2 separate regions of the Homo sapiens genome follow, and region 2 is linked to region 1. Evidence: chromatin loops called from intact Hi-C (ENCODE). Cell type or tissue: B cell. All regions are shown on one strand. Each heading gives the region's core, and the rest is flanking DNA. Links, peaks and the distances in the headings are about the cores only. Region 1 holds the start of TRP-CGG1-2 (tRNA-Pro (anticodon CGG) 1-2). Region 2 holds the start of MMP25 (matrix metallopeptidase 25).

Region 1 (15,404 bases), core at 7,323-9,822:
ACCTGGAAGACCAGGAGAACAGTAATTCCTCGCTCCTTGATAGCAGAGGCCCTGGGGAAGACCCCCACTAGGGTTTTCCTTTTCTGGGATCCCAACAGGGCTGTCCTCATTAAAACAGAAGAAAGTCTGAGAACCTTAGCTTGTACAGGATTGGACTCTCTTGTACCCTAAGCAACAATCATAGCCTGGACAAGGAGCCACCTACAAAACCTTTCTCTGCTTATCTCCCATCGTCCTTATGCCTGGCTCCACCCTTGTCCAGCAACACTGCCCAGATGCTGATCCCCAGGGGGTCATGTCAGGTAGAGTTTGACTCAGGTCCCATCAAGTAGAGGGGGATAGAGATCCCAATGTTCACTAGTTTGACAGTCCCAGTGTCTGGCTTTCCTGCCTTCCTCTCTGATTAGAGGCCTCCAGCCCAGGGAGGTGGGTGCCGGATCCTCCCAGAAGTGCCCAGTGCAGCCGGAGGGAGCAGCTGTGGTCTCCTGAGTTACCCAACCTCCCTCCACCCGGACCCTCTGGGTGCATACAAGATTTCACTGGATCTCTGCTTGTACGGCCAGCGTGGTGCTGCTGGTACCTGCTTGCAGAGTTGTGAGGCTGGTGACGGTGACCCAGGGGGCAGAGATTAGGATGTTCAACATTAGCAGTAGACGTAGCTAATGCTTATTAGGCTCACCATGCCTAACACTCTTGTAAGCTCTTTACTTATCTAAACTCGTTTAATCTTCACTACTATACTCTTATTATTGCATTTTCAGACAAAATTGAGGAGCTGGGATGGAAACATGGAAACCCAGTCAACCTGCCACAGAATGTGCCCTCCCAACCCCAGCAGGTCAGGGAAGCGGACGGCAGGGAAGAGAAGGTCTGCTTGACTTGGTGTCGGCATTCCTGGGGCAGTGAGGTTTATTGACTGATTGATTTACTGATTGAGATGAGTCTCGCTCTGTCACGCAGGCTGGAGTGTGGTGATGGGATATCCGCTCACTGCAACCTCTGCCTCCCGGGTTCAAGGAATTCTCCTGCTCAGCCTCCCTTGAGTAGCTATGATTGCAGGAACGCGCCACCACGGCCGGCTAATTTTTGTATGTTTTTAGTAGACATGGGGTTTCACCATGTTGGCCAGGCTGGTCTCGAACTCCTGGCCTCAGGTGATCTGCCTGCCTCTGCCTCCTAAAGTGCTGGGATTACAGGCGAGAGCCACCGCGCCCGGCCGGTTTATCAGAATAGTTTTTTTTTTTTTTTTTTTTTTTTTGAGATGGAGTTTTGCTCTTGTTGCCCAGGCTGGAGTGCAATAGCACCTTCCTGGCTCACCACAACCTCCGCCTCCCGGGTTGAAGCGATTTTCCTGCCTTCACCTCCCAAGTAGCTGGGATTACAGGCATGCACCACCACGCCCGGCTAATTTTGTATTTTTAGTACAGATGCAGTTTCTCCGTGTTGGTCAGGTTGGTCGCAAACTCTCGACCTCCAGGTGATCTGCCTGCCTTGGTCTCCCAAAGCGCTGGGATTACAGGTGTGAGCCACCTCACTCAGCCTATTTAGGATAGTTTATAATGAAAAATACATTGGCACAACTCCTCGGGTGTGCTCCTTAATGCTGCTGCAAGGAACACCACTCAAAATCCAGACCTGGCCTTCTGAGATAGGTCAAGCTGTAAGGTCACTTGGAGCCCACTGAGGAAAGTGGCACTGGGCCGGGCACAGTGGCTCAAGGCTGTAATCCCAGCACTTTGGGAGGCCGAGGTGGGTGGATCGTCTGAGATCAGGAGTTCGAGACCAGCCTGGGCAACATGGTGAAACCCCGTCTCCACTAAAAATACAAAAATTAGGCAGGCATGGTGGCAGGCGCCTGTAATACCAGCTACTTGGGAGGCTGAGGCAGGAGAATCGCTTGAACCCAGGAGGCAGAGGTTGCAGTGAAGCAAGATCATGCCATTGCACTCCAGCCTGGGTGACAAGAACGAGACTGCGTTTCAAGAAAGGAAGGAAGGAAGGAAGGAAGGAAGGAAGGAAGGAAGGAAGGAAAAGAAAGAGGCACTGATCAGTAGGCCTGCTTTTCTATTTTGCTTTTTCTGAAATTTTGAGATAGAGTCTCACTTTGTCACCCAGGCTGGAGTGCAGTGATGCAGTCACAGCTTACTGTAGCCTCGACCTTCTGGGCTCGAGTAGTCCTTCCACTTCAGCCTCTCAGGTAGCTGAGACTACAGGCTGAGCCACAATTCTTGGCAATTTATTTTTTGTAGTAGCAGTAGCAATAGTAGAGATGGGGTCCCTCTTGGTTGCCCAGCCTGGTCTTGAACTCCTGGGCTCAAGTAATCCTCCCTTCTCAGACTACCCAAGTTCTGGGATTATAGGAATGTGCCGTCAAGCCTGATTCAGGCATGCTTTTCACATAAGGCGTAAGAGATCTCAGGTTCTAGTCCTGAATAAGCCCAAAGTTTTTTCCTTCTAAAATCACTAACATTCTAGGTTAGGGGCTTGGTCCCTTCCGTTCCTGTGGTCCTGAGGAGCAACTGTGGGGAGTAAAGGTGGGGAAGCCAGTGCCCTCCAGTTTCCCTGCAGGGCTTGCAAGGGATTGGGGATCGAGTCCTGGAGACTCTATAGGTAAAGAGGAAAAATCTTGGAGGACAGCGAGAGTCGGTGTGAAGGATCAAGAATTGCCGGTTGTAGGCCCGGCACGGTGGTTCACACCTGTAATCCCAACACTTCAGGAGACGGAGGTGGGCGAATCACTTGAGGTCAGGAGTTTGTTATATACAAAGTTTCGGTGCCGCAAAAGAAATAGCCCGAAAATATAAAATTTTGTTTTTAATTCTCAGCAAGGCAAGGTACTTCTATAGAAGGGTGCGCCCTTACAGATGGAGCAATGGTGAGAGCACACTTGGACAAGGGAGGGGAAGGGGTTCTTATCCCTTTCGCACGTGGCCCCTGCTGCTGTGTCATTCCCCTATTGGCTAGGGTTAGACCGCACAGGCTAAACTAATTGCCATTGGATAATTTAAAGAGAGTGACGGAGCGAATGGTTTGGCGGGAAAAATGGTTATTACAGAGCAGGTAATCGAAAGAGTCAGGGTGGAGTAGGTAATTGAAAAAGGTTGCTTTATGAGGAAGTTAAGTTTAAAAGTAGAAGGTAAAGAATTGAACATACTGACATATTGAATCTTTGAAAAGAAATTTGGAACTCATATCTAACAAGTTGGAGACCAGCCTGGCCAACATGGTGAAACCTCGTCTCTACTAAAAATACAAAAAGTAGCTCGGTGTGATGGCACGTGCCTGTTCCCAGCTACACGGGAGGCTGAGGCAGGAGAATCGCTTAACCCTGGGAGGCAGAGGCTGCAGTGAGCCGAGATCGCGCCACTGCACTCCAGCTTGGGCAACAGAGTGAGACTCCATTTAAAAAAAAAAAAAAGTGTACAATTTGGTAAGTTTTGGCAGTCCGTCACTCTCTGCTTTCTGTCACTGTATTATTTTGCATTTTCTAGAGTTTTACACACATGGGATCATCATTATATAACATTATTTTTTATGACATTATCCTCCATTTTGGATTTATGATAATTTCATTTAATCTATGCCCTATTTTGGGGCAAGTAGATTGTTTCCATTTGTTTTTTGTTGTGTTTTGTTTTGTTTTTTGAGACGGAGTCTCGCTCTGTTGCCCAGGCTGCTGTGCAGTGGCGCGCGATCTCGGCTCACTGCAACCTTCACCTTCCGGGTTCAAGCGATTTTTCTGCCTCAGCCTCTCCAGTAGCTGGGACTACAGGCGCGCACCATCACGCCCAGCTGATTTTTGTGGTTTTGGTACAGACGAAGTTTTACCATGCCAGGCTGGTCTCGAACTCCCGACCTCGTGATCCACCCACCTTGACTTCCCAAAGTACTGGGATTACAGGCGTGAGCCACCGCGCCCAGCCTGTTTCCTGGTTTTTAAGTATAATCTCAGAATAAATATTTTTTGATGCAAAATATCTATGTAAATCTATTACTACTTTTCTAGGACACGAGCCCTCAGTCAGGCTGGTGGGAATATAAAATAATCCAGCCACTGTGAATAATAGCCTCAAAATGTTAAACACAGAACTACCAAATGACCCCAAAATTCCATTCCTAAGTGGAATTCCACTCCTATGCTCAAGGAAATTTAAGACATATGTTCATACTAAACCATGTACACAATGTTCACTTTAATGAGCTGAGTTGTGACTGTCCACCATCCATATGTTGAAGTTCTAACTCTCAGTCCCTCAGAATGTGGCTGTATTTGGAGACTGGGTATTTAAAGAGGTAATTAAGACAAAATGAGGTTATTAGGATGGGCCTTAATCCAATATGACTGGAGTCCTTACAAGAAGAGGAAATTCAGGGCAGGCGCGGTGGCTCACGTCTTTAATCCCAGCACTTTGGGAGGCTGAGTCAGGTAGATCACCTGAGGTCAGGAGTAGTGAAACCCCACTCCAGGATGGTTTCCTGGGATGAGCAGGCATCTGCTTTCACCAAATCTTGCATCGCCAGGGGCAGATGGCTGAGAGAAGAAAATTGACCCAGTTGGAACAGAAACTCACAATGCTATCCTTGCGGGTGAGGCTCGCAGTAAAAAGGAATCGCCCAACGTGGGGCTCGAACCCACGACCCTGAGATTAAGAGTCTCATGCTCTACCGACTGAGCTAGCCGGGCGACACGCCAACGTTACCTTAGTGGATTTCTAGATTACAGCAGAGTCCAGGACCAGGAGTCTTCAGTGTCGGGACTACACTGTAGAACACAGTTGCTCCGCAGTAAGCGTTGCCCTCAGGCCTGCCCCAAAGGCGAGGCGCAGCAGGAGGCCCCCGAGGTAGCTGGATCTGGGTCTTTCTCTGCGTCAGAGGCCCACCCGCGGACGCCCCACAGGCCGGCACCTCCTGAGTGTCAGGGTGACTGGCCCTGGCACCCGCCCCGACTCAGGGCTGTGGAAGCGGGTCTGACCCGTGGATTCCTCGTTCACACGAAATACCTTTGCTGAGCCCCGACTTCGAGCCCAGCCAGATCCCATGGAGGCAGCAGACCCTGGGCATCCAGCCCCGTTGGAGGGTGTGGCACAGAGCCGCAGCTGCCAAACTGGAGCAAGAAATTGTTGTGACTCCTGCCCAAAGGATGGGGGTGGGGGTGGGGAAGAGGGAGGGACTGCAGGAACTGCGAGGCACCCCGGAAAGAAAACCGTGTCCCCACCAGGGGGAGGTGGGCTGGGGTGGGCTGGGTTGCAGGGGGCCGGGAGAAGGTGGGAGGCGGCCGGCAGTGACGGCGGGAAGCAGACAGGAAACCTCCGTGACCCAGCGGCCTCCTGCGCTGGGTTCCTTGCCTCGCGTCCCACCTGGGCAGGTGACGGTTTCCCGTTCCTTTCTAGGACCCTTAGCCTTTGCCGCTGCTGTTCGGCTGAAGAAGAATTCCCTAGCCAGGTTCGGTGGCTCACGCCTGTGATCCCAGTACTTTGGAAGGCCGAGGGGGTAGGATCGCTTGAGCCCAGGGGTTGGGGACCAGCCTGGGCAATATAGCGAGACACCCGTCTCTACAAAAAATAAAAATTTAAACATTAGACGGGCGTGGTGGCGCGCGCCTGGAGTCCCAGTTACTCGGGAAGCTGAGGCTGCAGTGAGCTATGATTGCACCATCGCACTCCAGCTTCGGCAACAGGGCAAGACCCTGTCTCAGAAAAAATAAAAATTAAAAAAAAAAAAAAGAATCCCCCCCTGAGCCCTCAGCACTTGCATCTCCCCAGGTTCGAGTCTCCTCCTTGGCAGGGCTGTGCGGGCGGCGGCTTCAGGCGCTCCGTGGACTCTGTTTTTCCTGGCTCTTCTGTTCTCACTCCACGCTGAGGTCCTATTTCTTCCAGGACCCCAGAGTTCAGCCAGGAGGGGGCGCCCCTCAAACCCTACGTCCAAGGTTTAAGGGAGATGCCTGAGAGGGCTCAAGTCACATGCCTGAGAGTAAGGGGTGGGGGGAGTGGAGTCTCATCTCGACCCACCTAGCTAGCCAGACTGGGGCAGGCTGTTATGCTGCCGTGGTGGTCGGGCCTTGCCGCCCGGAGGAAGGCTATCCGGACAGGAAACGAGCAGTTTAAAAAAGAAAAGAAAAAGTGGGAGGGGCTGAGGGCAGCTCTAACCTCAGCAGGTTTTTCCAGCAGCGAGAGGGGAGTGTGTATGGGGTGACCCCTCACGTTCAGCCCCAGCACTGGGGCTTCGACCTGGGCTTTCCGTTTTTTTACTTCTTCTTGGGCTGGTGAATCACCATACCAAACACCTGGAGGATTTGCTGTATCAGCTAGGCTCTGGAAAGAAGAAACAAAACCATTAGAAGAGATACTTGAGACGGATGACGCTTATGTGTACACGTGCATGGATGTGTTGCTATTTTTACTAGATTTATTTAAATGAATTGGCACATGTGATCGGGCAAGTCTGAAATGTATAGGCTGGGCAGCCAAGAGTTAATGTGGAAGTCTTCAAGCACTGTTCTACATGCTTTACCAAAACATGAAGAAATTTTAATACTCGAATTAATCTTTTAATTGCCATTATCCTCACATTACAGATGTGTAAGCTGGGGCCTTTGAGAGCCTCAATTTTGTGGGTCCATGTTTGTGGGGTGCAGATGAGGGATGGGGAGCCTGGTCCTGTCATCTTTCCCTCTACCCCTAAAAGAACTGTCCGAGGCCGGGAGCAGCGGCTCATACGTGTAATCCCAGCACTTTGGGAGGCCGAGGCTGGCGGATCACCTGAGGTCAGAAGTTCGAGACCAGCCTGGCCAACATGGTGAAACCCTGTCTCTACTAAAAATACAAAAAATTAGCCGGGAGTGCTGTTGAGTCCCTGTAGTCCCAGCTACTCGGGAGCCTGAGGCACGTGAATCACTTGAACCCGGGAGGCAGAGGTTTCAGTGAGCCAAGATCACACCATTGCACTCCAGCCTGGGTGACAGGGACTCTGTCTCAAATAATAATAATAATAATAAAATAGCTGGGCGCGGTGGCTCACGCCTGTAATCCCAGCACTTTGGGAGGCCGAGGTGGGCAGATCACGAGGTCAGAAGTTTGAGACCAGCCTGGTCAATGTGGTGAAACCCTGTCTCTGCTAAAAGTACAAAACATTAGCCAGGTGTGGTGGCGGGCGCCTGTAATCCCGGCTACTCAGGAGGCTGAGGCAGGAGAATCACTTGAACCCAGGAGGCGGAGGTTACAGTGAGCCAACCAAGATCGCACTGCTGCACTCCAGCCTGGGAGACACAGTGAGAGTCCGTCTCAAAAAAAAAAAATTTAGCCAGGCGTGGTGGCACCCACCTATACTCCCAGCTACTCAGAAGCTGAGGAAAGAGAATCTCTTGAACCCTGGAGGCACAGGTTGCAGTGAGCCGAGATGGTGCCAATGCACTCCAGCCTGGCAACAGAGCGACACCTTCTCAAAGAAAAGTATAATTATATAATACAATTATATTATTATGATATAATCATATTATTAATATAATTATATGATACATATATACTACATATAATATATAAACACATATAAAATATATATGTTTAGATATAAAACATATGTTTTTCATATGTGTGTATATTATTCAATACTGTAGACACGAAATCTAATTTCCATGTGTAATGAGAGAATGAGATATCTTATTTTTTTGGTACGAAGTCTTCAAAATCCCGATGTGTATTTTGTACTCACAGCAGCACATCTCAAGGGGACCAGCCATATTTCAAGTGTTTAAGAGCCATATGTGGCTCCTGGGCACCTTCCTGGCTAGCGCAGCAGGGGGCCATCGGGTCAGGCAGCTTTGACCTGCTCTCAACGAGCTTCATCTGTGACTCCGCCTTGGCCTGCAGAGATGTGGGTTTCTAGGGCGGGGAGGGGAGGTCGAGGAACGAGTAGCTCTCCAGGGCCCGCCCAGACCGTGCACACTACTCGATCACTCAGAACCCAACCACCGGCCTCCACCATACCCGGAGCCCATGTGGAGCTGAGCGACCCGGGCTGCAGAGGGTACAGCTTCTCTGGTCTGGGGTTGGGAAGGAGAAGGGCGCGGGACTCCCTCGAGGCTGAGGCAAGTGCCGACCAGGCCAGCCTCAGGAGCATCCTTGTCCCTTGTAGCTGAGGCACAGACCTGGACCGACCTGAAGCGGAGCAACGCGACTGGTAGTTGAGGCTTCAGGCTCGGTCCCCGATTTTCTAGCTCTATATTCTCTAAAATGACAAGGGAAAAGTAACCACTTCTAGGGCTCGTCCGGGATTTGAACCCGGGACCTCTCGCACCCGAAGCGAGAATCATACCCCTAGACCAACGAGCCTCCCGTGCGTGTATTTCCGCTGACATTTCAGACACCTGCCACCAATCCGGCACAAATCGGCTGATTCCGAAGTGGATAGAGCTCATCGCCGTCCCCAAGTGATTGGCAGAATTCTGGGGTCGCTGCGGGGAGACCCTGGTGAACCAGCCCCTTGGAGACAGAGCCCATCCACACTGGGCTTGGTAGGGGATGCTCAGGGTCAGGCCTGCAGCCTGGGGCTCCCCGCTGTATTTTCCCCTGCGCCGGGGTTACCGGGTCTGCGCTCACACCTGGGGCTGCTGACTCATACCCAAGGCCTTGCCCTAGGAGGATGGCTGAGCGGCCAGCCCACCTTTCATCCGACTGCGCCGGTGGTTGGCTCCATCCCAGAGGCGCCCCCATAGCCTCCCTCGGATGGAGCCCAGCGCCTCTGCCCTGACTCAGACGTTAGCTCTGCCCCCGTGTCTTCCTCTGTCAGCAAGAGCTGAAAAAGTTCCAGGAGGTCACTGGGGATGAGCAGCGACGGCAAAGGGCATCACAGCGACACACACTCGCTCCGTTTCTGTTTCTCTCTCACTCTCTCTCCAGGCGCTGTGGTTTTGCGGTTATGATTAGGGTGAGAGTGGGCCTCAGGGTCAAATCCTGTTGGGCCAATACCGCAACACCTTTTGAATCCTTCTTTAAGGACCTGAGCAGGTTGGAAAGCCAGTGGACGCGGCCTGGATGTGGAGAGGATCCAGCGAGTTCCGCGTGTGGTGGGCGAGAGGGTCCTGCCCATCGCCACAGGCCGCCCGCCCTATTTTGCCCTAGATCAACCCCACCCCAGACCTGAGCGCTGTCCCACTCCGGGGACTCCCTCCTCCCCTCTGGTTGGGCTTCTCGCTGCCGCGATCGTGGGCTCCCGGCCACGCTCCTAGAGCTGGCATCGACGTTTATGGAGAGCGGAGAATACGAAGTCTTGGGTTCCAGAAAGATAAGGCGCGGGGCGGGAGGGGGGTGAGGGAGTGGAGGAGCAAAGATGGTGCTTCCCGCCACCGAGGCCTGTTGGTCTAGAGGTATGATTCTCGCTTTGGGTGCGAGAGGCCCCGGTGCGAGTCCCAGAGGAGCCCAGCCTGCCGTGATCAGCTGTTGTTTGTTAGCCTGGTAAATCCAGCGCGCAAGAACAAGAATGGAGCGAATGAAAGAATCTTTCACAGGCAAAGCCGGCGCTTCCTCCCTCTCCTACCTTCTTCGGTTTCTCAAACTGCAGGATGAGACCCCACCAGGCGGGGCCTTGGGCCCCGGGCCCGGGTTTAAGAACCCGGAAATCAGCTCACCGCCAGCCACCTCCTGGATCCAGGACTGAGTACTCTGGACAGCGCGCGACCGGCCGTTTTTCTTCTTTTAGGAAAGGACTGCGGGTACAGGTGCTTGACTGAGGGTGGGAGTGAATGAAGACGGTGTCCGGGGACCCGGTGGCCGCAGCCAACTCAGTCTCCGCGTCCCTCGCTTGTTGGTCTAGAGAAGTAAGCGAACGCGATGGACGCCTCCCCCGGCAGGAGCCTCTGTACTGGGCGGGGGCAGGGGGGCTGCCCAGCCCCAGCGGATGGAACCCGGGCACCTGGTCACGCCGCCTCCCAGATTCCGGGGCGCAATGGGCTCAGAGGCTCAACTTCCTTCTCTCTTTAATCCCCTTCCCTCGCGGGGATCTGAACTGAACCTAGGACAGTTCTGAAGTTAACACCCCTCTTCCAAAGTAAAAGACCCAGACCATATTTTAATTCTTTAAAAAAGAACAAGTCGGCCGGGCGCGGTAGCTCACGCCTGTAATCCCAGCACTTTGGGAGGCCGAGGCGGGCGGATCACGAGGTCAGGAGTTCAAGACCAGCCTGCCCAACATGGTGAAACCCCCATCTCTACTAAAAATACAAAAAATTAGCCAGGCATGGTGGTGCATGCCTGTAGTCTCAGCTACTCGGGAGGCTGAAGCAGGGGAATCGCTTGAATCCGGAGGTGGTGGTTGCAGTGAGCTGAGATGGGGCCACTGCACTCCAGCCTGGTGACAGAGCAAGACTTCGTCTCAAAAACAAACAAACAAACAAAAAAGAACAAGTCAAGCTGGGCAGGGTGGCTCATGCCTGTAATCCCAGCACTTTGGGAGGCCTAGGCGGGCAGATCATTTGAGGTCGGGAATGAGACCAACCTAGCCAACATGGTAAAACTCCGTCTCCACTAAAAATACGAAAATTAGCTGGGCTTGGCTGCATGCACCTGCAATCCCAGATATTTGGTAAGCTGAGGCAGGAGAATCATTTGAACCCGGGAGGCGGAGGTTGCAGTGAGCCGAGATCACGTCACTGCACTCCAAGCTGGGCGACAAGAGCAAGACTCCGTCTCAAATAAACTAAAATAAAATAAAATAAAATGAAAAAGAACAAGTCAGGTCTAGATTTATCTACATGGAGTCAAATTTTTTATTCTCAAAGATCACAGGCGTCGTGTGTTAAAGCATGCATCTAATTTTTTGGTGGGCACAATAGTAGGCACAAAATAAAGAGCACACAGTTCAAAGTGAAGATTGACAATAACCAAGAAAAATACCTTTGAAAAACAGCCAGTGTTCATTTTCTGGCATTGATGCTGAGCCACAGTTATGGAAGTCTTAGGGGATACTGGGTGAATGCTACACAAGAGTTTTCTGTACTTTTTTTTTTCTTTTTGACCACTTACTGTGAATCTATAATTGTTTTAAAATAAAAAGTAAATAGGCTGGCCCAATGATGCACATCTGTAATTCCAGCATTTTGGGAGGCCGAGGAGGGAGGATCACTTGATCCCAGGAGCTCAAGACCATCCTGGGCAACATAGAAAGACCCGGTAGCTAAATTTAAATAAATCAATCAGGCCGGCTACGGTGGCTCATGCGTGTAACCCCAGGACTTTGGGAGGCTGAGGCGGGTGGATCACTAGAGGTCAGGACTTAAAGACCAGCCTGGCCAGCATGGTGAAACCCTGTCTCTACTAAAAATACAAAAAATAGTCTGGCGTGGTGGCACACGCCTGTAATCCCAGCTACTCGGCAGGCTGAGGCAAGAGAATCGCTTGAATCCGGGAGGTGGAGGTTGCAATGAGTTGAGTTCACGTCACTGCATTCCAGCCTAGGTGACAGAATAAGACTTCATCTAAATAAATAAATAAAATTAGCTGGGTGTGGTGGCACAAGTCTGTTGTTTCAGCTACTTGGAAATCTGAGGTAGGAGAATTCCTGAGTCCAGGAGGCTGAGACTGCAGTTAGCTACGATCACACCACTGCACTCCAGCCTGGGCAACAAAGCAAGACCCTGTCTTGGAAAAATAAAATAAAATGAATAGACTTTCAAAAATTACAGGCTGTCATAAGGGTGTTGTCATATATAGATGAGTTCCTGACATGGGAACAATGAGTCTAGGAGTGACATTTAAGCTGAGACAGGAGAGAAAATACGGGGCCAGTCAAGAAAGAGGAGGAAGAACAGCATTCCAGTCCAGGAACTGGTAACTGATGGGAGTTGAAGCAAAGAAGGAAAATAATTGGCTGGACGCAATGTCTCACAAGACGATCCCTTGAGCTCAGGAGTTTGAGACCAGCCTAAGCAACATAGTGAGGCCCCATCTCTACAGAAAACACACAAAAAAATTAGCTGGTGCATGAGGTGGGAGTATTGCTTGAGCTGAGAAGGTTGAGGCTGCAGTGAGCTGTGTTCTCACCACCATGCTGCAGCCTGGGTAACAAAGTAAGATTCTGGCTGGTCACGGTGGCCCATGCCTGTAATCCCAGCATTTTGGGAGGCCGAGGCTCACCTGAGGTCAGGAGTTCGAGAGAAGCCTGGCCAACATAGTGAAACCCCAACTCCACTAAAAATACAAAAATTAGCCTGGTGTGGTGGGCACCTGTAATCCTAGCTACTCCAGCTACTCGAGAGGCTGAGGCAGAGAGAATTGCTTGAACCCGGCAGGTGGAGGTTGCAGTGAGTGGAGATTGCACCACTGCACTCCAGCCTGGGTGACAGAGCAAGATTCTGCCTCTAAAACAAACAAACGATTAATGCAGGTGTGAATTGCATCAAGCGCCCTTCCAAACATTAAGATCACCACATAGCTTCTTTTTTATTCTGTTAATATGATGAATTATTTTGATAATTTTCTTGAATTTAGGCCAACCTTGTACTCTTGGAATATACCTAGTTCAGCCTTTATTTGATAGCTCCAGTCTTTCTTTTTTTTTTTTATTTCTATTTATTTTTATTTTTTTGAGACGGAGTCTTGCTCTGTCACCCAGGCTGGAGTGCAGTGGTGTGATCTCAGCTCACTGCAAGCTCCGCCTCCTGGGTTCACGCCATTCTCCTGCCTCAGCCTCCCCAGCAGCTGGGACTACAGGCGCACGCCGCCACGCCCGGCTAATTTTTTGTATTTTTAGTAGAGACGGGGTTTCCCCGTGTTAGCCAGGATGGTCTTGATCTCCTGACCTCGTGATCCGCCCGCCTCGGCCTCCCAAAGTGCTGGGATTACAGGCGTGAGCTACCACGCCCGGCCTGATAGCTCCAATCTTTCTAAAAAGACTCAATGACAATCACAGGATAGCCCTATCCCCTCCCTGAAAAATGTCCAGGATTGATAGCTTCGGACAGAAGAGTGGGCACCAGTCCGCAATCCACCCCTGGCTCTGCAACCCTCACAGGCCAAGGATACAAGTGACCCCAACCCCATTCCCCATGTATCGCTGTGACACAAGGTCATGGTTATAAGGCCCCAAGAGCCAACATCCTCGAGGTGGGATTCGAACTCTGACCAGAGGCTGAGGCGATGGTGCTGCATTATTGGGACCTGCGCTGGTGAGGTGCCTGTAGCCTTTTGTCCCAGCCTCTGATCTGCCTTCCTCAGGGCCCCCAGACTGCCTCAGCACCCCCACTGGGAAATGTGTCCAAAGCCACTCTAAAGCCCAGAGATCAAGGTTTGACTCCCATTCCAAAGACACACCTTGGCTGGTTACAACCATAATGCAAACCTACACCCAGAGTCCAAGGAAGGTGCCAGGCTGAAGAAAAACACTGACAAATCATCTTTCTTAGGAAAGAAACATTTATTAGGGACTTATGAACAGAATCCACTTCTGGGTCTCTCGTGGCAGGGAGACAAGATAGTGGGTCTCCATGCCTTTACCGCCCAGACCCAGGGTCTACATACCACAGGGAAAGGGTGTATGTGCTTCACAAGGAATGTTTAAGGCACTTGCTTAAGGGCAAGATTTATGGTAAATGCAATAGCAGCAAGGTTGTTTTGACCTAAGGGCAGAATTTATGGTTAGTCTTACACAAGAAACAATAGATGAACTGGAATACTTAGAGGCTGTCCCAGAAGTGGGATTAATGAGAAATCTTTATGGTGGATTAACATCCTACACAGGGTTGCCTTCGCCTCCAAAAAACCTGTTAGGCATGTTTTGGAGGGACTGGGTGGCTGCACTCCTGGTCTCCTAATAACAAGGGCCACCATCCAAACACTGAGAGAGATAAGTAATGGCTGGGTCATACTGGTTTCTGGGGCCCTGGTGTCTCTCCCAAGAGCCTGAGTTAGCCGGGGGATTGTGGAGCAGGTGGGAGGTGGTCTCTCCATGTTGACCAGTGGGCGGCAAGCCACCCAGGTGCCGAGGCAAGAGACCGAGGGCACGAGCTGTTCCAGTATAATAAAATATATAAAATAACAAGAGTTATACTAGATATAGATCATAGATATGACTATATATAAGTATGATTAATCATTAGTTTGTAGTAATTACTCTTTATTCCAATATTATAATAATCCTCGCTCTACAATCATAACCTATGAAAAACCAGGCCATACAGAGATAGGAGCTGGAGGAACATGGTGAGAAGTGACCAGAAGACAAGCGTGAGCCTTCTGTTATGCCCAGACAGGGCCACCAGAGGGCTCCTTGGTCTAGCGGTAACGCCAGCGTCTGGGAAGACGGAAGTTACCAAGCAGACCGTGGTCTAGTGATAGCGTCAGTGCCAAGGAAAAGCACCCGCTATTTAGCAGACCGGGAAAGGGAGTCTCCCTTTCCCCGGGGGAGTTTAGAGAGAAGACTCTACTCCACCATCTCCTGTGGAGGGCCTGACATTAGTCAGGTCTGGAGGCCTAACCGTCTCCCTGTGATGCTGTGCTTCAGCAGTCACGCTCCTGGTCCACTTTCATGTTCCATCCTGTACACCTGGCTCTGCCTTCTAGATAGCAGTAGCAGAATTAGTGAAAGTATTAAAAGCCTCTAAAATGCAGAAATAATGGCGTAAGCTGTCTTTCCTCTCTCTCTCTCCTCCTCGGGTGCCATACAGGGAAGGGCCCCGTCCAGTGGACATGTGACCCACGTGACCTCACCTATCACTGGAGATGGCTCACACTCCTTACCCTGCCCCCTTGCCTTGTATCCAATAAATAACAGGGCAGCCTGGCATTCGGGGCCACTACCGGTCTCCGCGTCTTGGTGGTGGTGGTCCCCCCGGGGCCCAACTGTCTTTTCTTTTATCTCTTTGTCTTGTGTCTTTATTTCTATGGTCTCTCATCTACATACATGGGGAGAAAACCCCACAGACCCTGTAGGGCTGGCCCCTACATTGACCCACAGTCTCAGCTGAACTGGGTGGGAGGGCCCTTCTCCCTTGGCTGAACTTGGAAGCAGCACATCCACCTCCAGCCCTGGGACTGAGTCTCCTGGGGGAGGGAAGGAAACTTTGGGTCTTGTGCTAACGTAAAGGGATCCAGGTTCTCTACCCCAGCCTAGGGTGAGCAGACAGAACTTCCTGGGGTGCAAATCTCCTATTCCTTTTCCCTAAGAGACTCTGGTTCTCGGACACCGGCTGTGAGAGATAACACAGCAGTCCAGTGGTCAGATTGATGAATTTGGGAGGAGGCCTTGAAACCTCTGATGGGGACACAGATTGAGTTGGGACTCAGTGAAACTTTACCTTCCAGTTAGGGGCCAAGCTTCGGAAACTGGGTCACCTGCGATGATGCTGAATTCTGTGTACCAAGAATGGTAAAAGCTCCGCCCAACATGGAGCTCGAGCCCACGACCCTGAGATTAAG
Region 2 (6,516 bases), core at 3,589-6,088, 130 kb after region 1:
AAGTTTTAAAACTAGCCAGGTGTGGTGGTGCACATCTGTGGTCCTGGCTACGTGGTGGCTGAGGAGGGAGGATCACTTGAGCCCAGGAGGTGAAGGCTGCAGTGAGCCGTGATCGTGCAACTGCACTCCAGCCTGAGCAAGATAATGAGACCCTGTTTCTACAAAAAGTAAAAAAAACAAACAAAAAAAATAGCCAGGTATGGTGGTGTGCACCAGTGATCCCAGCTACTCTGGAGTCTGAGGTGGGAGGATTGCTTGAGCCAGAAGTTCGTGGTTGCAGTTAGCTATGATTGCACCACTGCACTCTAGCCTGAGCAACAGAGCAAGACCTTGTTTCTTAAACAAAACAAAACACACAACAGAAAACTTATTCTTAAGACCAGACCTGGCAAGAGGATCTCTCATAAGAGAGGAGATTTTACCTTTTGACCCAAAAGTCCAGGTCTCCTCATCGTCAAAGTGAGTGTCCCCGGAGATGGGGTGCTCCCCAGGGAAGAAGGCATGGGCTAGGGTGCCCCCCAACCCGTCGAAGGGGTAGCTGTCCTGGTGGAAGGCGCGGGCAAAGTCGATGAGGATGTCGGGCTCCTGGCCCTGGGGGGAATCCACCTCATGAAATGTGAGGCCTGACTCCATGCCCCAGGCCATCAGGGCATAGCTCATGAGGACCCGCACGGTCTCCTGGCTCAGCTGGGAGCTCTGGGGGAAGGAACGTACCCTGGGGAGAGGGGAGTGAGGTGTAAGGGTGGCCGTGGAGGGAGCAGGCAGCCATTCAAAGCCGGAGCCCAGCAGGCAGGGCCAGGGTGCGGGTGGGCCCCAGGACCTACCTCCATGTCAGGGTTCGCTTCTTCCACACGCTGCCGCTCAGAGCGTACCGGCGACGCCGCCTGACCAGCCCCGCCACCCCCAGCACGTCAGGCAGGGAGCAGCGGGGCTTACGCATGGTGGCCACTGTCCCTGGGTCTGCGGGAGACATTTGGCGGTGGGGGGTGTGTCCACAATAGGAGAGCCTGCCTTAATCATAGCACCAGTCAACTTTCTACATGGGAAAACTGAGGCTCAGAGGGCTCAAGAAATGTGCCCTCGAAGGCCCCACAGCCCAGGTTTGAACCCAGGCAGTCTGTCTCTGGAAGCCAGCTCCTACCAAGCCATTCCTACTGCCCTTTGGAGTGGCGTCACCTGGCCTGGGACAAACTGGCTGCATGCAGGTGATGCTCAGAGGCTCAGGCCAGGATTTTGCATCCAGCTTCCCTGGGCCCTGGTGGGCGGACTCTGGAGAAAGGAGCCCTGGGTATGCAGTGAGGACCCTTTGAGGCTGGAACCCCCTGGGAGCTGTGCAGGCCTCACACCATCACTGCCAAGTTCTCCTCAAACCCAGATTAGGTCCAAAGTGCCCAGGCCGGCTGGGTCTCTGGCCTCCTGTGGCAAGCCACCCCCTCCTGGGTTAGGTCTCTCTGGGGTCCCCTTTCCCAGCTGGGCTCCATCCCCAGTAGCCTCATCTCCAAATTAAGGTCAAACTGCGCCTCATTTATTGAGGCGGCAAATAGTGATGAAGGACATATAGATGCCAGACACTGTTCTAGGCTGTTTGTGAGTCACCAGGACAGACACAGGGCCTACCTTTCCTTGTAGTGAGCCAGATCCTTCAAATTCCCTCTTCCTGCCCACTTAACCCCACAGAAGAGTTCCTCGGCCCTGCCTCCAAAATATACACCCCGAATCCAACTACTTCTGGCCACATATGCCACCCATCCTTCTGCCACCATCCCTCGTGTGGACTCCGCAGCCGTCTTCTGCCTGGTCTCAGGGCTCCTGCCTTCCATTCTCCATCAGGACCCAGAGGAAGCTTAAAACTGCAAGTCAAAGCCGGGCACGGTGGCTCATGCCTGTAATCCCAGCACTGTGGGAGGCCAAGGTGGGCTGATCGCTTGAGGCTAAGAGTTCGAGACCTGCTTGGCCAACATGGCAAAACCCTGTCTCTACTAAACATACAAAAAAATTAGCTGGGCATGGTGGCGGATGCCTGTAGTCCCAGCTACTCAGGAGGCTGAGGCAGGAGAATCACTTGAACCCGGGAGGCAGAGATTGCAATGAGCCGAGATTGCGCCACTGTACTGCAGCCTGGGCCACAGAGTGAGACTCTGTCTAAAAAAAAAAAAAAAAAAATTGCAAGTCATACCAAGTTCTGAATTGCTTCCCTTCTGAGAACACTTAGGTGGTTGCTAATCACCCTTGGAATCAACCCTAATCACCTTTCAGGGCCCTTGGCTGAGGCCTCTCGCCAGAGCTCTTCAATGCTCCTTTTGCTCCAGGCACACAAGCTTCTGCGTGCCGTGGGGTCTTTGCACTTGCCCGGGACACTCTTCTTCCACATCTTCCCATGGCTGGTTCCTCCTCTTTGTGGTCTCAGCTCATATGACACTTTTCAGAGGGACCTGCCCTAACCAGACCAGCCCCTCAATGCCAATAGCATTTTATTTTTTTCTAAACACTCACCGCCATCTGAAATTATCTTTCATATTTATGTTCTTGATCTGTCTCTCTCTCTCTCCCTCGAGAAAGTTAGCTCCATGAGAGCAGGAACCTTACCTACTTTATTTATCACTATACCATTGGAGCTGAAAGGGCGTGGCATCTAAGAGATGCTCAAAGTATATTTGGTTAGAGACTGGGTCTCCATCTGTTGCCCAGGTTGGAGTGCAACGGTGCAATCATAGCTCACTGCAGCCTTGAACTTCTGGGCTTAAGCAATTTTCCCATCTCAGCGTTCTGAGTAGCTGGGACCACAGGCCTATGCCACTACACTCAGCTAAATTTAAAAAAATCCTTAGAGGACTGGGCACGGTGGCTCACACCTGTAATCCCAGGACTTTGGGAGGCCAAGGCCGGCGGGTTACCTGAGGCCAGGAGTTCGAAACCAGCCTGATCAGCATGGAGAAACCCCGTCTCTACTAAAAATACAAAATTAGCCTGGTGTGATGGTGCGTGCCTGTAATCCCAGCTACTCAGGAGGCTGAGGCAGGAGAATCACTTGAACCTGGGAGGCAGAGGTTGCGGTGAGCCGAGATGGTACCATTGCACTCCAGCCTGGGCAAAAAGAGGGATACTCCGTCTCAAAAAAAAAAAAAAAAAATCCTTGGAGAGTGGGGGGGTCTCACTTTGTTGGCCAAGCTGGTCTCAAACTCCTGGCCTGAAGCAATCCTTGAGTCTCCGCCTCCCAAAACCCTGGGATTACCGGCATGAGCCACCAGGTTCTTGATAAATGCTTATGGAAAGATGAACGCCTGAGGCCCTCTGGGTTTGGGGCCTGAGATCAGCATCTTCACAGCTCCGTGTTCCAGGAGCACACTGAGGTCTAAAGGCTGTTGGGCGGTGGACAGGCTGGGTGCAGAGGCAGGGCTGGGGAGGGGTGGGGGCCACCTACCCATGCGGCCGGTCTCCGGCAGCCCCGCGAACCTCTGCATGACTTTGATGGCATCGCGCAACTTCTCAGGGCTCTGCAGCTGGGCCTGGGCAGGGTGGGGTGGCGGCAGGTAACCATAGCGAGTCAGCCAGTCCTAGGGCATCGGAGGGGGCAGGTGAAGCGGGCTGGGTGAAAAGTATGGGCTCTCTCTGCCCACCACCATCCTGGCAGCCCTGCCCCTCCCAGGCACCCAGAGCCCAGGGCCCCAGCCCCGGATGCCTGCCTGCTCCCCTCCATAGGTCCCCGCTTCAGTCCCGGGTTTGCCAGTCTTGTCTGGACTTCAGCTCCGCACCTCAGCTCCTTTCCAGAGCTCCAAATCCCAGCCCCAAACTTCCCGACAGACCCAAGAAGCCGGGAGCACAGACCCCATCCTCAGTCACTCTTTGGATATTGGAATCTGGCCCCTGCCTCCTCCGGACCCAGGAGTCCGGGCCCGGCTTCCCTCTCCCAATCTCTCTGCAGACCCCAGGAGCCTGCGGACCCCGCGCTCACCACGCCCAGGCTCACGTCCTGCGCCGAGGGCTTCGGGGCGCGCGCGGGCGGTGCCAGCAGCAGAAGCAGCAGCGCCAGAAGCCGGAGCCGCAGCCGCATGGTGCGCCCCAGCCCGGGCCGCCGGCGGGGTTCGAAGGGGGCCTGGCTGGGGCCGCCCCGGGGACCTGGGGGAGGAGATCCGGGCCTGGAGAGGGCGGGGGGCACCCGGCACCGAGTAGGGAGGGATCGGCCGGAGGGCTGGGATGTGTGTGGGGGTCCCGGGAAGTGCGCGGTGGAGTCAGCGGAGGGTCCCGGAGGGCCAGGGTCGCGCCGCTGGGTCGGGTGGGCCCGGGAATCCCAGGATGGTTGAGAGGGCGCGGGAGCGGCGGAGGTCTGGATGTGCCGCGGCGGCCTCTCGGGGTCCCGGGGCGCTGCGCCAGCGGCCCCTCCTCTCCGGGCGCGAGCGGAGGGCTGGGTGGGGCGGGCCGGGCCGGGCCGGGCGCACCCCGATATGCGGTAAGGGCGCGGCAAGGGAAATGGCCCAATCTTCGGACGTCCAGCGACAAGGGGCGGGCCAAGAGGTGGCCCCTGCCCGACCCAGAGACCCTCCTCCGACGCAGGACGCCCGGGCGGGGGCCGGGGGTCCACGGCTCTAACTCCCTCGTCCGCAAGTTTCTCTTCCCAGATCCCCGCTCCTGTGGGACTCCCCGGGGCAGGGCTCGCTTCTGCTTTCTCGAAGCCGCGCGGCCTGGGGGAGGGCGGCCCGGGCCTTCGGCTCAGCCAGCCCTCCCCATCCCTGTATCCCGCCCCTCTCCTTCCCCCCAGGACCCCGTGGGGCAGGTTGTCTGAGAGCCGGGGGGATTTCCGGGCAGCAGGAGGCTGGGAAGGAAGCCTCCTTCCCCGCGGGGTCCCGGCCCGCCCTCCGCCCCGCCAGCTCCAGCTGTGCGCGGTTGCAGCTGCCCGAGGGCCAATACTCAGTCCCTCAGCCCACGTGGGCTGCGCGCGGGGCTCGGCCTGGGCACGCGGGGGTTTGGGCCCCTCTAGATGCCGGGAGCAGCGGCTGCTCCGCGACTGCACCCCTCTCCCTAAGTGCCGGACATTTAAATGCTGCAGCCACTGCGCGGAAGCCACAGCGCCTGCCAGTGCCGGGAGCCGGGGACCGGGGAGTGAGTAGGCGGGGGAGATCCGGGAAGCCGAGACCTGGGGGTCTGCGAGCCGCCTCCTCCCGCGCCGAGAGCACCGGGCTAGGAGGCCGGACAGGTGGGGAAGGAACTGGAGGAAGCGGGCGGGAGGCTTCCTGGGGAGGGCGGGTGGGCGAGTGTGAGTTAAACTGCTCAGTCTCGGAGCAGTTCAGGGGCAGCCGCCGGAGCTGCTCACAAAATAAACAGCGAGCAGGATGCGGAGCTGGAGATGCAAAGGCAAACACTGCGATCCCGCGCCCGCTCGCTGGGGCCGCCAGAACAAAACACCAAGGACTGGGAGGCTCAACCAGAAGTTTACGTTCTCACAGTTCTGGAAACTGGAAGGCCAAGATCAAGGTGCCTGAGGGGCTAGTTTCTCCGGATGCCTCCTCCTGGGCAGGCAGATGGGCGTCCTCTTGCTGTTTCCCCACACGGCCGTCCCCCTGCGCTTGCACACCCCAGAAGTATCGTCCTCTTTTGTTTTGTTTTGTTTTGTTTTGTTTTGCTTTTTTTGAGACGGAGTCTCGCTCTGTCGCCCAGGCTGGAGTGCAGTGGCGCGATCTCGGCTCACTGCAAACTCCGCCTCCCTGGTTCACGCCATTCTCCTGCCTCAGCCTCCCGAGTAGCTGGGACTACAGGCGCCCGCCACCACGCCCGGCTAATTTTTTTGTATTTTAGTAGAGACGGGGTTTCACCGTGTTAGCCAGGATGGTCTCCATCTCCTGACCTCGTGATCTGCCGGCCTCGGCCTCCCAAAGTTCTGGGATTACAGGCGTGAGCCACCGCGCCTGGTCATTGACCTCTTGTAAGAAGTCAATCATCGGGGCCACCCTAAAAGCCTCATTTTAAGTTAGTCACTTTTTTATCAGCTCTATCTCTAACTATAATCACATTCTGAGGTACTGGGGGTTAGGGCTTTAACATACAAATTCTTCTTCTCTCTCTGGTTTGTTTTTTTTGTTTGTTTGGTTGGTTTTGGTTTTTTTGTTTGTTTGTTTGTTTTGAGCCAGGGTCTCGCTCTGTCTCCCAGGCTGGAGTGCAGCAGTAGCATGATCATAGCTCACCGCAGCCTGGAACTCCTAGGCTCAAGCAATCCTCCTGTCTCAGCCTGTCAAGTAGCTGGGACAACTGGCCCAAGCCACCATGCCCATGTTTTTTCTTTCTTTCTTTTTTTTTTTTCTTTTTCTTTTCTTTTGGTAGAGACGGGGCCTCCCTGTGTTGCTCAGGGCTTTCTTGAACTCCTAGGCTCAACCATTTCTCCTGCCTCAGGCTCCCAAAGTGCTAGGATTACAGGCGTGAGCCACCATTCCTGTAATGGTCAACATAAGAATATTGACAGGGCACAATTTACTCCATAACAGATCCCATGTTTGTCATCAGATTGGCAAAATTTTAAAGTCTGAC

What was found. Peaks named below come from ENCODE experiments on the same cell type or tissue, not always from the same donor. Only the 100,000 strongest peaks of a DNase experiment are listed, where the experiment ranks them.
Region 2: a loop joins it to region 1, with 4 times the contacts of the local background. A loop is called at or near these places in 54 of 110 quality-filtered maps.

What each region holds. Positions count from the first base shown.
Region 1 is chr16:3,164,971-3,180,374 of GRCh38, reverse strand. It overlaps TRP-CGG1-2 (tRNA-Pro (anticodon CGG) 1-2), which reads right to left and starts at 8,327; the gene lies at 8,256-8,327. TRK-CTT8-1 (tRNA-Lys (anticodon CTT) 8-1) reads right to left here; the gene lies at 15,365-15,404. It overlaps TRK-CTT2-5 (tRNA-Lys (anticodon CTT) 2-5), which reads right to left and starts at 4,684; the gene lies at 4,612-4,684. It also overlaps the pseudogene TRP-TGG4-1. RefSeq lists enhancers at 7,415-8,154, 8,342-8,391, 8,412-8,481, 8,155-8,895, 8,792-8,941 and 3 more and a silencer at 4,617-4,716. In B cell, for the core only: no CTCF peak of the experiment used is centred there; DNase peaks (open chromatin) are centred at 7,945, 8,794 and 9,424; H3K4me3 peaks cover 1,660 bases; H3K27me3 peaks cover 2,393 bases.
Region 2 is chr16:3,044,453-3,050,968 of GRCh38, reverse strand. MMP25 (matrix metallopeptidase 25) reads right to left here and starts at 4,408. Exons shown (of 10, transcript NM_022468.5): 1 at 3,953-4,408; 2 at 3,422-3,554; 3 at 825-960; 4 at 423-715. The coding sequence starts at 4,051. RefSeq lists enhancers at 864-1,456, 2,948-3,527, 5,376-5,455 and silencers at 4,406-4,695, 4,736-4,935. In B cell, for the core only: no CTCF peak of the experiment used is centred there; DNase peaks (open chromatin) are centred at 3,859, 4,658 and 5,388; H3K4me3 peaks cover 1,786 bases; H3K27me3 peaks cover 2,188 bases.